Regions from separate parts of the Homo sapiens genome. Here regions 1, 3 and 4 are each linked to region 2. The links are chromatin contacts, found by Hi-C or POLR2A ChIA-PET in ENCODE. All regions are on one chromosome and are shown on one strand. The core of a region is the stretch at or near the end of the contact, and the rest is flanking DNA. Distances in the headings are between cores, read along the strand shown.

Evidence for each region. Hi-C counts contacts between places; a loop is a spot of excess contacts on that map. ChIA-PET counts read pairs that join two places held with the same protein, here RNA polymerase II (POLR2A). Pooled maps may share reads with other maps.
Region 1: a loop to region 2 is called in a pooled map, with 2.1 times the contacts of the local background. The contact joins the promoter of CYP21A2 here to the promoter of ZBTB12 in region 2. A Hi-C loop is called at or near these places in 1 of 50 pooled maps. POLR2A ChIA-PET finds 5 or more read pairs at or near these places in 3 of 52 experiments (PC-9, Panc1 and naive thymus-derived CD4-positive, alpha-beta T cell).
Region 3: a map of PC-3 shows a loop between it and region 2 (3-fold over the local background). The contact joins the promoter of TNXB here to the promoter of ZBTB12 in region 2. A Hi-C loop is called at or near these places in 6 of 168 maps with a recorded cell type or tissue (Caco-2, IMR-90, K562 and 3 more) and 13 of 50 pooled maps. POLR2A ChIA-PET finds 5 or more read pairs at or near these places in 3 of 52 experiments (PC-3, activated B cell and activated CD4-positive, alpha-beta T cell).
Region 4: a map of PC-9 shows a loop between it and region 2 (4-fold over the local background). The contact joins the promoter of LY6G5C here to the promoter of ZBTB12 in region 2. A Hi-C loop is called at or near these places in 5 of 168 maps with a recorded cell type or tissue (OCI-LY7, PC-9, aorta and 2 more), 1 of 37 single-sample maps with no recorded cell type and 9 of 50 pooled maps. POLR2A ChIA-PET finds 5 or more read pairs at or near these places in 4 of 52 experiments (CD8-positive, alpha-beta memory T cell, GM12878, MCF 10A and 1 more).

Annotation. Positions count from the first base shown.
Region 1 is chr6:32,036,965-32,039,664 of GRCh38, forward strand. It overlaps CYP21A2 (cytochrome P450 family 21 subfamily A member 2), which reads left to right and starts at 1,451. Exons shown (of 10, transcript NM_000500.9): 1 at 1,451-1,660; 2 at 1,758-1,847; 3 at 2,130-2,284; 4 at 2,392-2,493; 5 at 2,582-2,683. The coding sequence starts at 1,459. RefSeq lists promoters at 1-1,474, 1-1,474, 1-1,442 and an enhancer at 1,319-1,352.
Region 2 is chr6:31,900,803-31,903,502 of GRCh38, forward strand. It overlaps ZBTB12 (zinc finger and BTB domain containing 12), which reads right to left and starts at 1,284. Exons shown (of 2, transcript NM_181842.3): 1 at 1,035-1,284; 2 at 1-523. The coding sequence starts at 503. It also overlaps a transcript of C2 not described here.
Region 3 is chr6:32,108,078-32,110,777 of GRCh38, forward strand. TNXB (tenascin XB) reads right to left here and starts at 1,261. Exons shown (of 44, transcript NM_001365276.2): 1 at 1,104-1,261.
Region 4 is chr6:31,679,771-31,682,470 of GRCh38, forward strand. It overlaps LY6G5C (lymphocyte antigen 6 family member G5C), which reads right to left and starts at 1,297. Exons shown (of 3, transcript NM_025262.4): 1 at 483-1,297. The coding sequence starts at 603. RefSeq lists a silencer at 343-550.

The sequences.
Region 1 (2,700 bases), core at 201-2,700, 140 kb after region 2:
CAGGGTCTTGACTCTGGCTCTGCAGTAGCACAGTCTGGAAAAGCTCTGAGGGGAGAGAGACCCCCACTGGTCCGAGGGTCTGGCACAGAGCCAGAAATGGGGGGGAAGGTATGGGGCTGGGTCGCCTCTGACCTCTCAGGTACCATCCAGGAGGCCCTGGCCTCTCACTGAACCCGGCCACTCCTCTTTGGCATGGCCTCTTCCCAAATCCCCAAACTGCCTCCTTACCCACAAAAGTGGTCTCTGAGTGTCAGTCCAGTGGGACCCCCACCCCTTATGGCTTCAGTTCCCCAAATAGGGCTGGACCCTTGATCCTGATCCAGCTGTGGCTATCCAGCCCCTTCCTGGGGACTTTGGACTTTGAGGGGGGCATGCCCAGTTGTGCTGGGAATCCATACTTTCCCTGGCTGGAGTAGAACCTGTGGACTGTAGTCCTGAGGGCAGTCATGTTCTGCCTGTGCCTGGAAACACAAGAAACTTGACTGCAGAGAGAAGAAAGAGGAGAGAGGAACAGAGCGAGGAAACCGCCCGTCTCCGGGGCTTTTTCTGTTCCCTATCCTTGACTTTCTAAGACCAGTGGGGTCCCCTCCTCTGCTTCTTTTTCCTGAGTTCTGTGAAATTCCCCAATTCTTATTTTTTATCTCAAACCAGCTCAAGGTGGGCTGTTTTCCTTTCAACCAAAGAAAGGTGCTCCTGGTGGCTAAAGGTACATATTCGACAGCTAGATTTCCAGGCTGGAATCCTGCCCTCCACAACATGCGAACAATACCCGTGTTGCATATAGAGCATGGCTGTGAAGAGTTGAGTGAGTGCCCACAAAGCACTTAGAGCAGTGTCTGGTACATGCTATTACTCCGCAGCGGGAAACCACTTCCTCCTTTGTCTTCTGGGCACTTTTGTGAGTGAAAGGAGGCACTAATAACAATCACACTGGGATACCTGTATATACTGGAATGCCCCAGGCAAACCAGGCTTAAACTGTATTACTCTATCTGTAGCTTAAACTAACAAACAACCCACACAAATCACATTTTGTTCTTCAGGCGATTCAGGAAGGCCTATTAGGCAGGGACTGCCATTTTCTCTCTGAGACAAACATCATGCCAGTAAACTGGCCCACGGTGGGGTGGCAGAGGGAGAGGGCCCAGGTGGGGGCGGACACTATTGCCTGCACAGTTGATGTGGAACCAGAAAGCTGACTCTGGATGCAGGAAAAAGGTCAGGGTTGCATTTCCCTTCCTTGCTTCTTGATGGGTGATCAATTTTTTTGAAATACGGACGTCCCAAGGCCAATGAGACTGGTGTCATTCCAGAAAAGGGCCACTCTGTGGGCGGGTCGGTGGGAGGGTACCTGAAGGTGGGGTCAAGGGAGGCCCCAAAACAGTCTACACAGCAGGAGGGATGGCTGGGGCTCTTGAGCTATAAGTGGCACCTCAGGGCCCTGACGGGCGTCTCGCCATGCTGCTCCTGGGCCTGCTGCTGCTGCTGCCCCTGCTGGCTGGCGCCCGCCTGCTGTGGAACTGGTGGAAGCTCCGGAGCCTCCACCTCCCGCCTCTTGCCCCGGGCTTCTTGCACCTGCTGCAGCCCGACCTCCCCATCTATCTGCTTGGCCTGACTCAGAAATTCGGGCCCATCTACAGGCTCCACCTTGGGCTGCAAGGTGAGAGGCTGATCTCGCTCTGGCCCTCACCATAGGAGGGGGCGGAGGTGACGGAGAGGGTCCTCTCTCCGCTGACGCTGCTTTGGCTGTCTCCCAGATGTGGTGGTGCTGAACTCCAAGAGGACCATTGAGGAAGCCATGGTCAAAAAGTGGGCAGACTTTGCTGGCAGACCTGAGCCACTTACCTGTAAGGGCCGGGGGCATTTTTTCTTTCTTAAAAAAATTTTTTTTTAAGAGATGGGTTCTTGCTATGCTGCCCAGGCTGGTCTTAAATTCCTAGTCTCAAATGATCCTCCCACCTCAGCCTCAAGTGTGAGCCACCTTTGGGGCATCCCCAATCCAGGTCCCTGGAAGCTCTTGGGGGGGCATATCTGGTGGGGAGAAAGCAGGGGTTGGGGAGGCCGAAGAAGGTCAGGCCCTCAGCTGCCTTCATCAGTTCCCACCCTCCAGCCCCCACCTCCTCCTGCAGACAAGCTGGTGTCTAGGAACTACCCGGACCTGTCCTTGGGAGACTACTCCCTGCTCTGGAAAGCCCACAAGAAGCTCACCCGCTCAGCCCTGCTGCTGGGCATCCGTGACTCCATGGAGCCAGTGGTGGAGCAGCTGACCCAGGAGTTCTGTGAGGTAAGGCTGGGCTCCTGAGGCCACCTCGGGTCAGCCTCGCCTCTCACAGTAGCCCCCGCCCTGCCCGCTGCACAGCGGCCTGCTGAACTCACACTGTTTCTCCACAGCGCATGAGAGCCCAGCCCGGCACCCCTGTGGCCATTGAGGAGGAATTCTCTCTCCTCACCTGCAGCATCATCTGTTACCTCACCTTCGGAGACAAGATCAAGGTGCCTCACAGCCCCTCAGGCCCACCCCCAGCCCCTCCCTGAGCCTCTCCTTGTCCTGAACTGAAAGTACTCCCTCCTTTTCTGGCAGGACGACAACTTAATGCCTGCCTATTACAAATGTATCCAGGAGGTGTTAAAAACCTGGAGCCACTGGTCCATCCAAATTGTGGACGTGATTCCCTTTCTCAGGGTGAGGACCTGGAGCCT
Region 2 (2,700 bases), core at 34-2,533:
GGTGGGGGCTTCGGGGCTGGCTTTGGGGTCCTGGCTGGAGGGAGGAGGGACTTGGTGGCGCTGATGCTGCTCACAAGGCTAGCCTCACTGACCCCATCCTCTTTGAGGCCTATTTTGGGCTCAATGAACTGGCTGAGGGCATTCCGGCATTTCTCCACCACGTGCTCCATCTGCAGGTAGGAGGCGGCTGTAAGGTAGTTGACGATGTCCCTAACAGCGAATTCCAAGGCGCCCGTGTAGCAGGAGAGGAGCAAGTCGGCCACGATGCGTGCACTGTGCATCAGGGAGACCTGCAGCTCCGAGCTGGGGTTCAGCAGGAACTGGTCCCGCAGGAAGGGTGAGCAGGCGGCCAAGATGACCTTGTGGCCTCGAAACTTGAGGCTGTCGGCCACAATGGTCACGTCGCAGAACCGCTCCTCTGCCCGGAGCTGGTTCATGTTCCGTAGCGTTGCGGCCTCGTGGCCGGGCAGCTGGAAGCGCAGGACTTCCACCCCAGAGGCCATTGTGGCGGGGGTGGGCAACCCTGGTTGGGAAGGAAACCGGTCAGAGACAAAGGTCTCTGGCTCTCCGAAGCCAAGGCTCCAGGACCCTCGCCCCCATTCTTGCCCAGCCCCCCGGCATCCGATCTCCCGGTCTTCAGATTTCTTCCTCAGTTTCCCCAACCCTGGGGAGGTGCTGTCCCTCTGAGAGGAGGGAGGCGTGGTTCTCGGGGGCGGGGCAGCGGCGTCCACACCCCCCAGCCCAGCAGCCCGCTAGGATGGGGCGAGCCCGCGCGCCCACGGTGGAAGGACGGAGAAAAAGGGGGGCCAGAGGCCTGGGGCTCTGGACTCCAAGGTGGCCCCGGTTGCAGGCTCTTCTCACCCCGCCCCCTTTACCGGCTGCCTCATTCCTCCGCCCCCCCCTTACACGTTTGCACGCGCTTTTCACGTCCTCCCCCCCGCCGCCAGCACGCACCGTGCACGCCCTGCCCCCACGCTCAGAGCTCCGTGGCACGCCCCCCCAGCCCCACGACCCTGAGTGCACGCTCCTCTCACCTGGCCCGGTTCCGCGCGCTGTTTTTTTAATCCCTTATTTTCCCCACCCCCCCCCGGGGCCGGCAGCGACCCCCACACACGGGCAGGGCCTGGGCAGCGCGCAGGCGCGGGGATGCACGGGACGCGCGCGCGCGCGGGGCCGGCTCCGCGTGGGCGTAAGGGGGGAGGGGCGGGGGCGGCTCGTGCCGTGTGTTCCAGGCCCCGCGCGCGCGGCGGCGGCGGCGTCGGCTAGGACTCGGGGAGGAGGAAGAGGGGAGGGAATTAAAGGAGCAGGATCCCCCCTTCCCGACCCCCCTTTCTTCACCAGCACCCCCACGCGGTTAAAGGGCCGGACGGCCTTGCCTCCTCTTTGGCCGGGATTATTTGTCCGCCAGAGCGGAAATACGTTCCACACCCCCCTCTTTCTCGCTCCCCCTCCTCTGTACCTCCAAGCCCCGCGGCCAGTTTGCGCGTGCGTGCCAAGTGCCGCGCGGAGGCCCGCTCACTCGGGCCCGCCCCCCAATCCCGGCTGCCCATGGCGCTACTCGCTCCGCGTCCCCGCGCCCCGCCCGCGCCGCATCCCGCAGCGCGCGCGCGCACCCGTTCTCTCGGCTGCGGGCGCTGCCACCTGCTCCCAGGGGTGGTGCGTCTCCGGTCCAGCTGTGCCGAGCGCTGCCCTGGGTGCATCCGTGGCACCTCTCAGGGCCCCATCCGCCCCGTGGCTAACAGAGCTGTTGGTAGCTATTACCCACGCCTGCCTCCTCTGCTGAGTGTGCTCACAGTTGCTCCAGACACATTCCCAGGCTTTTCCAACTCTTGTAAAGCTAGTAACCGCCTCAGCCCTTCAGGCCTGAAATATGATTTCACTTTCCACAAAGCCAGACGATCCAGTGCCCTCAACTTTCCTCCACTCCATGTCAGTCCTTTAAAATCACACCCGCCCTCCCCTCCATTCTCAGGATTGATCCCAACTTCTTGCCAAGGCAGTCGCCCTCCGCTTGTGCTATCGATGACCTTGCCCATTTCACCTTTAGTATATAATTAACCCTAGGACTAATTTTAATGATGTGATTTATTATGTTAGTATGATTCTACTCTAATCTTCCACCGCTCCGTCCCCCTTATTCCTCACCTCTCCTCCAGACTGACAAGGTCCAGCTCTAAACAAAACTTCCCTTCAACACTGCGCCCGGGCCTTCTCTTTCTCTTGTCTCTCTCAGACTAAGTTATAGTCTCCACAGCTTCAGCGACAGCACTTAGGAGCGTCTTGAAGGCTGGTGCCTTCCCTTCCACTTCCTCGTACCTACACCCACTTCCCCACCTATCCAAGTCCGCGTGAAGATGCCACTGTTTCCTGCCAATTGGATTTCTTTTTTACGTCCTTCAGGAGACTAGTGCGTTTTCCATACATTTCAATTCTGATGAAGTTTCTTATTATGTGTTCAATATCTGGTTTCCCCATTAGACTATAAACTTCTTGGTTGCAGGAATTATGTTGTGGGTTTTGTTTTGCAAATAAAAATCATGCAATAGGGAGGGTGTGGTGGCTCACGCCTGTAATCCCAGCACTGTGGGAGGCCGAGGCAGGTGGATCACCTGAGGTCAGGAGTTCGAGACCAGCCTGGCCAACATGGTGAAACCCTGACTCTACTAAATATACAAAAATTAGCTGGACGTGGTGGCAGGT
Region 3 (2,700 bases), core at 11-2,510, 210 kb after region 2:
GTCCTGCACCTAGTGGCTAGGTCTGGAGTGAGCAAAGGAAGTTTGAGGAATTGAGGTGCTGGGTCCCCAGGGACTTGAAGGCAGGGTCAGGGAAAAGAGGAGGGGCTGGAGATGCGGGAAGCAGGGGCAGGGCAGGCAGCAGCTGTGGTGTTTCCGAGTTGCTTCCCAGTAGTTCCTCTCAGTTCCACTTCCAGTTGTTTCTATGCCATTAAATTCTTTCCAGGCGAGATAAGGGGCCCGCCCTTCCCACCCGGGGCGTGTCACGTGTACTGGTGGTGGGGGGCGGGGGCGGCGAGGTGAGGGAGAGTGCGGGTTCAGACAGACAGAGGCAAGGGGAGCCTGGAAGGGGCACAGAGTGAAGACGGAGCCCCTGTGCCCCCAGAGGCATCTCTCAGCCATCCCAGCCCTGCTGAACCGTGAGTCATGAGTGCAGAGCTCTGGCCAAGAACAAGTTTTAGGATCCTCTCTGCAGGCTCTGTGCACGTCCCAGACCCGAGTCCTGACTGTCCCATTTCAGTATTTCCTAAAGAGATCTCCCAGACCTCCCTCCCTGCAACTCTCACGCTGCCACCTAGGGAGTCCCCATTTGGATGCCCAAAGAAGCACCCTCTGGCACCTCCTGGAGCCTGGAGCCCCCAGAGCCTGGGCTCAGCTGCTCTAGCCCGACATTTGGGATTCCGCAAGCACTTTCCTTCCAAGGTTCAGCTGGCCACCAGTTCAGCCTAGTCCTATCTTCCCGCTAGCCCCAGCACCTCCAGGGCCCAGGGGCTCACCTCACCAATAACCACCTCTACCCTGGTTCCACCATCTGACTCCCGGAGTCCCTCGGTTTGTTCCCAGCCCCTCTCAGTTGTCTGCATCCCATCCAAACCCTGACACATACTGCCCACCCCAACACACACATACCACCCTCTCCTCCCAGACACTCCTTCACAGGGAGCCTGGTTCCCAGCGAATGCTCCTATGTCCTCTGTCCTGAACAGAAGTCCTTGCTCTGGAAGCACTGCTGAGAGCTCACCTGCCACACCTTCACCTGGGGCATGGGGATAGGCGAGAAATCCCTTGCCTCTCCTTCTGGGTCTCCCCAGAACTCTGTTCCTTACCTGGGCAACCGAGCAGCTGCAGTGCCTCTGCACCTGCTCTGTCCCCAACCCCGGGAGGGCGGCGTCTCAGGGCAGGACAGGGAAGTCTCCCTCACTTGTCCCCTGCAACAGGGGCTGAGCCACAACCGACTGTGGATCTCGGCAGCGACAGTGAGGAGGGAGTCTGCAGCGAGCAGGGGAGGAGAAGGGGAGGACCAGGATGAGGTCAGGGAGGGGAGCGGAGATAGGGCAGGTCCTCCCACCCCTCCCAGGCCCTCCCACATGCCACCCCTCCTCTTCTCCTGCCCCCACCCCAGCCCCCACTCCCTGTCTAGCATCACTGTCTCACCATACCCTCATCTCAACCCCCAGCCCCGGTCTTACCTCCCACGTCCTTTCCCTATGCCATTTTTAGCTCACCCTAATTTTTGCCCAACTTGACACCCCCCACCCTTCCTGCCATTTCTTTTTTCCCCACCATTTCTCCACCTGCTGCCCCTCCTCTCTGACCCCAGTGGTTTCCTCTCAGCCTATATCCTTCCTCATGGCCAGCCCCCTTCCCCTCCCTCCCCCATGCTCCTCTCCCATCTCTTCCCAGCCACTGCTCTAGCTTGGATCTCTGGATCGCACCCCATGTCTATCACCCAGTGCTGGCTCCCTCATCCTCTCACCAGTTCTCCCCTGGCAGTCTGGGGCAGGGAGCAGGGGCAGAGGGCAGGAGGCAAGAGGCAACCTCTTTCTCCAACTGGGACCGTCTCTGGGACCCCAAGTCCCCACCCTGCTCCAGTCCCACCATTTCTATCTTCTCGGCTTATCCCGTCCCCGAGCCACTCCTGCTGTCTGTTCTGTTCAGTCCCTCTCCTGTCACTGCCCCCTTTGCATTCTCCTACCTCAGCAAGTCCCTAGAGAAAGAGCAGGTGAGGCTTGGGCACTGGCAGGGCAAGGGCTTGGGTGAACACTGGGACATACAAGCCTTGGGGAGGAAGCTGGGGTTGGGGCGGACAAGGAAGGAAAGCCTGAAGGTTAGGAGGAAGGTTTAGGGTTGAAGAAAGGGCTAGAGACAGGAGGCAAATATAAGGGTGGGTCACCTGAATAGAGGGTGAAGTGGTGGAAAGCAGGGTGGGGGGCTGGTGCCTGGGTGCTGCGGGGGAGCAGGAACAGAGGCGGGGAGAGGTAGGGGCTGGAGGAAACGGACACGCTGTCTCTGGTCCCAGGCAGAAGACTGACAGCCAGAGGACAGGGGGGACAGGGAGACAGACACACCCCACATAAGTCTGTTGGGTGTTTCCCTAGCTTCATCTCCCCATGTGCTGCCCTGACAAGGAGCTGAAAAAGAGACTTTGCTACAGAGGAGAAATATCCCAGCTGAGTGGGAACCCACTACCCCCAGCTTCACAGTGAGGACTGGGTCTCTCTATCCTGCTACAGACCTCACCACTGAGGTGTAACTTGGCCAAGTCACGGGTGAAAGGTACGTGAGGGAGCCCATATGTGCTTGATTCTGCCACATGGGTGACGGCCCAGGTGTCTGCACACCAGGTCAGATCCCCATGGTGGCAGGTGTGTGGTGTTCCTGGGTCAGGGCGTGCCTGCACTGCATGTGGCTGTGGCCAGATGC
Region 4 (2,700 bases), core at 47-2,546, 220 kb before region 2:
GGTGCGGTGGCTCACGCCTGTAATCCCAGCACTTTGGGAGGCCAAGGCGGGCAGGTACCTGAGGTCAGGAGTTCGAGACCAGCCTGGCCAACATGGTGAAACCCCGTCTCTACTAAATATACAAAAATTAGCTGGGCTTGGTGGCTTATGCCTGTAATCCCAGTTATTCGGGAGGCTGAGGCATGAGAATCGCTTGAACCCGGGAGGTGGAGGTTGCAGTGAGCCGAGATCTCGCCACTGCACTCCGGCCTGGGATACAGAGCGAGACTCCATCTCAAAAATAATAATAATAATAAATTTTTAAAAATCTTCAGATTGCACATCAGTCCATGAGCAGGCATTCCCTACCAAACCCATCTGTCCCATCTCTCCTCCTGCATGGGTTTACCTGAGCATCCTGGACAGGTGTACCCAGACACTTGGTGTCTGTGGGTTTCTCCATCCAGGCCAGGAGACCCTTCTGAACCCTTGGAGCCACTTACCAAACACCAAGCTCATCATGACCAGCACTATTAAGAGGACCGTGTAGAGGGCTTGGGGGCTGCTGTGGAAGCACAGGGGACCCAGACTCTGGCTCCCTGCAGGGCCTGCCATAAAACGCATGACTGCCTGCTGGCCTCCAGTTTGGGCTTATATTGGTGGAAGAGAGGTTGGCCAAGAGGAAGGAGAGAGGCAACACCAGCTCAGGGTGGAAATCAGTGCCAGACCAGCCAGAGGGGCAGAATGTTCGCACCCACAGCCACTCTGGGGCATAACATCCTGCTTGAGGGCAGGGGACCAGCAATAGGGGAATGAGAAAAGGAACTGTCTTTCCTATTAATTGGACAGATGTTTATTGAATCACTGCATCAGATGCTGGGGATACAACCCTGCACAAAGTCTCCACCCTCACAGGGCACAGTCTAGTAGGGGAGACAAGTCCACCAGCAATGATGTGGGGAGGGCAGAGTGCTGCCAGGAGCACCTCGACAGTTAAACCACTGACCAGAGGGATTTCGGCAGAGGAGTAACTTGATCGGATTTCTGTTTATAAAAGATTGCCATGGCTGCACATTGCATTTGGGTCAAGAGTGGAGGCCGCCGGGAAGTAGGACGCTATTCCCGAGTCCGGTCACAAGATGGCGGACTGGTCCGGCAGAAGACGAGCAGGGACGAGGAAGCGGGGCTAATGAACCTGAGATACAGTTAGAAGACTGGACAGATTTGCTGTTGGACTGAACGAGGGGTGAGGGAACAGGGGTAGGCTTGCACAAGGAAGTGGTACCATTTTCCAAGATAGGAAACATGTGGTCTGTCTCAAAAAAAAAAAAAAAAAAGCAAATAGGGGGTGCCCAGTCCCACTTCTCATACCCTGGGGACACCTGTCAGACATCCTAAAACAAGGACACCTGGATCCCAAGCGATACGTACTCAGCTCAGTGCTCCCTTGGGGTTCCAGGAACCCAGCGCCTTCCCTCACCTCATCCTTTTTCCTGCCCCGCCTGTGCTCAGCTGCGGCTCAGTGGGCCTGAACTCCGGAGCCCACAGAATCTGGCGCTGGGCGTCCGCTCTCCGCGCCTGACCGCACCTCAGAACTCCGGTAGGACGGGGGGGTGGCCCCCCGCTCAAGCTCTGTTCCCTGGGGAAGAAACCTGGAAAGTGCGAACCGCGCGTCGGGACCCAAGCGTCGGGCCCCAGCGGACATCCGGAGCCCGAAGCGGCTCCCCAGGAAGGCGGCGCCGTAGCGCCACTCTCCCTCCCAGGCGAATTCTGGAGACCGCGGCCCCAGGCGTCTCACCCATTTTCTCCGCTGGGGACCCGCTGGGCTCCCCATCCACGCCTACTCGGTCCCCACCCCACCAGCTCAGTCTTGACTCAGAAACTCAGGGTTTTTACTTTTAGGATCGTTGGGCTGTGCGTTAGGGGAGGAGGTGGTCCTCAGCGTCCTGGAACGACACCACCTGCTCCAATTTCCCGTCTGGAGGTTCTGGTCGAGGCTCCGAACTCGGGTTCCCTGCTACCTCCCAGACTATTCAAGAATTATCCAGTCCCAGGATGATAAGGGGGAAGATGGGAAGAAACAGACGGGAGACGCCCGCCCAGAAAGACTGCGGGAAGAAAGAAATTCGAGAGGAAACTGCACGCCACTGAGCGCCTCCCAAAAGCCTTGGAATGAATGAATTTAAAAACTATATTAGGGCCGGACTGCGGTGGCTCACGCCTGTAATCCCAGCACTTTGGGAGGCCAAGGCGGGTGGACTACCTGAGGTCAGGAGTTCGCACCCAGCCTGGCTAACATGGTGAAACCCCGTTTCTACTACAAATACCAAAAATTAGCCGGGCGTGGCGGCTCATGCCTGTAATCCCAGCACTTTGGGAGGCCAAGGTGGGGGATCATTCGAGGTCAGGAGTTCGCAACCAGCCTGAGCAACATGGTGAAACCCCGTCTCTATCAAAAAATACAAAAACATTAGCCAGGTGTGGTGGCGCACGCCTGTAGTCCTGGCTACTCGGGAGGCTGAGGCAGGAGAATCTCTTGAACCTGGGAGGCAGAGGTTGCAGTGAGCCGAGATCGCACCACTGCACTCCAGCCTGGGCGACAGAGTGAGACTCTGTCTTAAAGAAATAATAACACAAAATAAATTGTATTAGAGAAAAGCCAGAGTAGTGGAGAACTGCAGAGGAACGCGGGGCACCTACATAAATGTCTTGAATGAATGA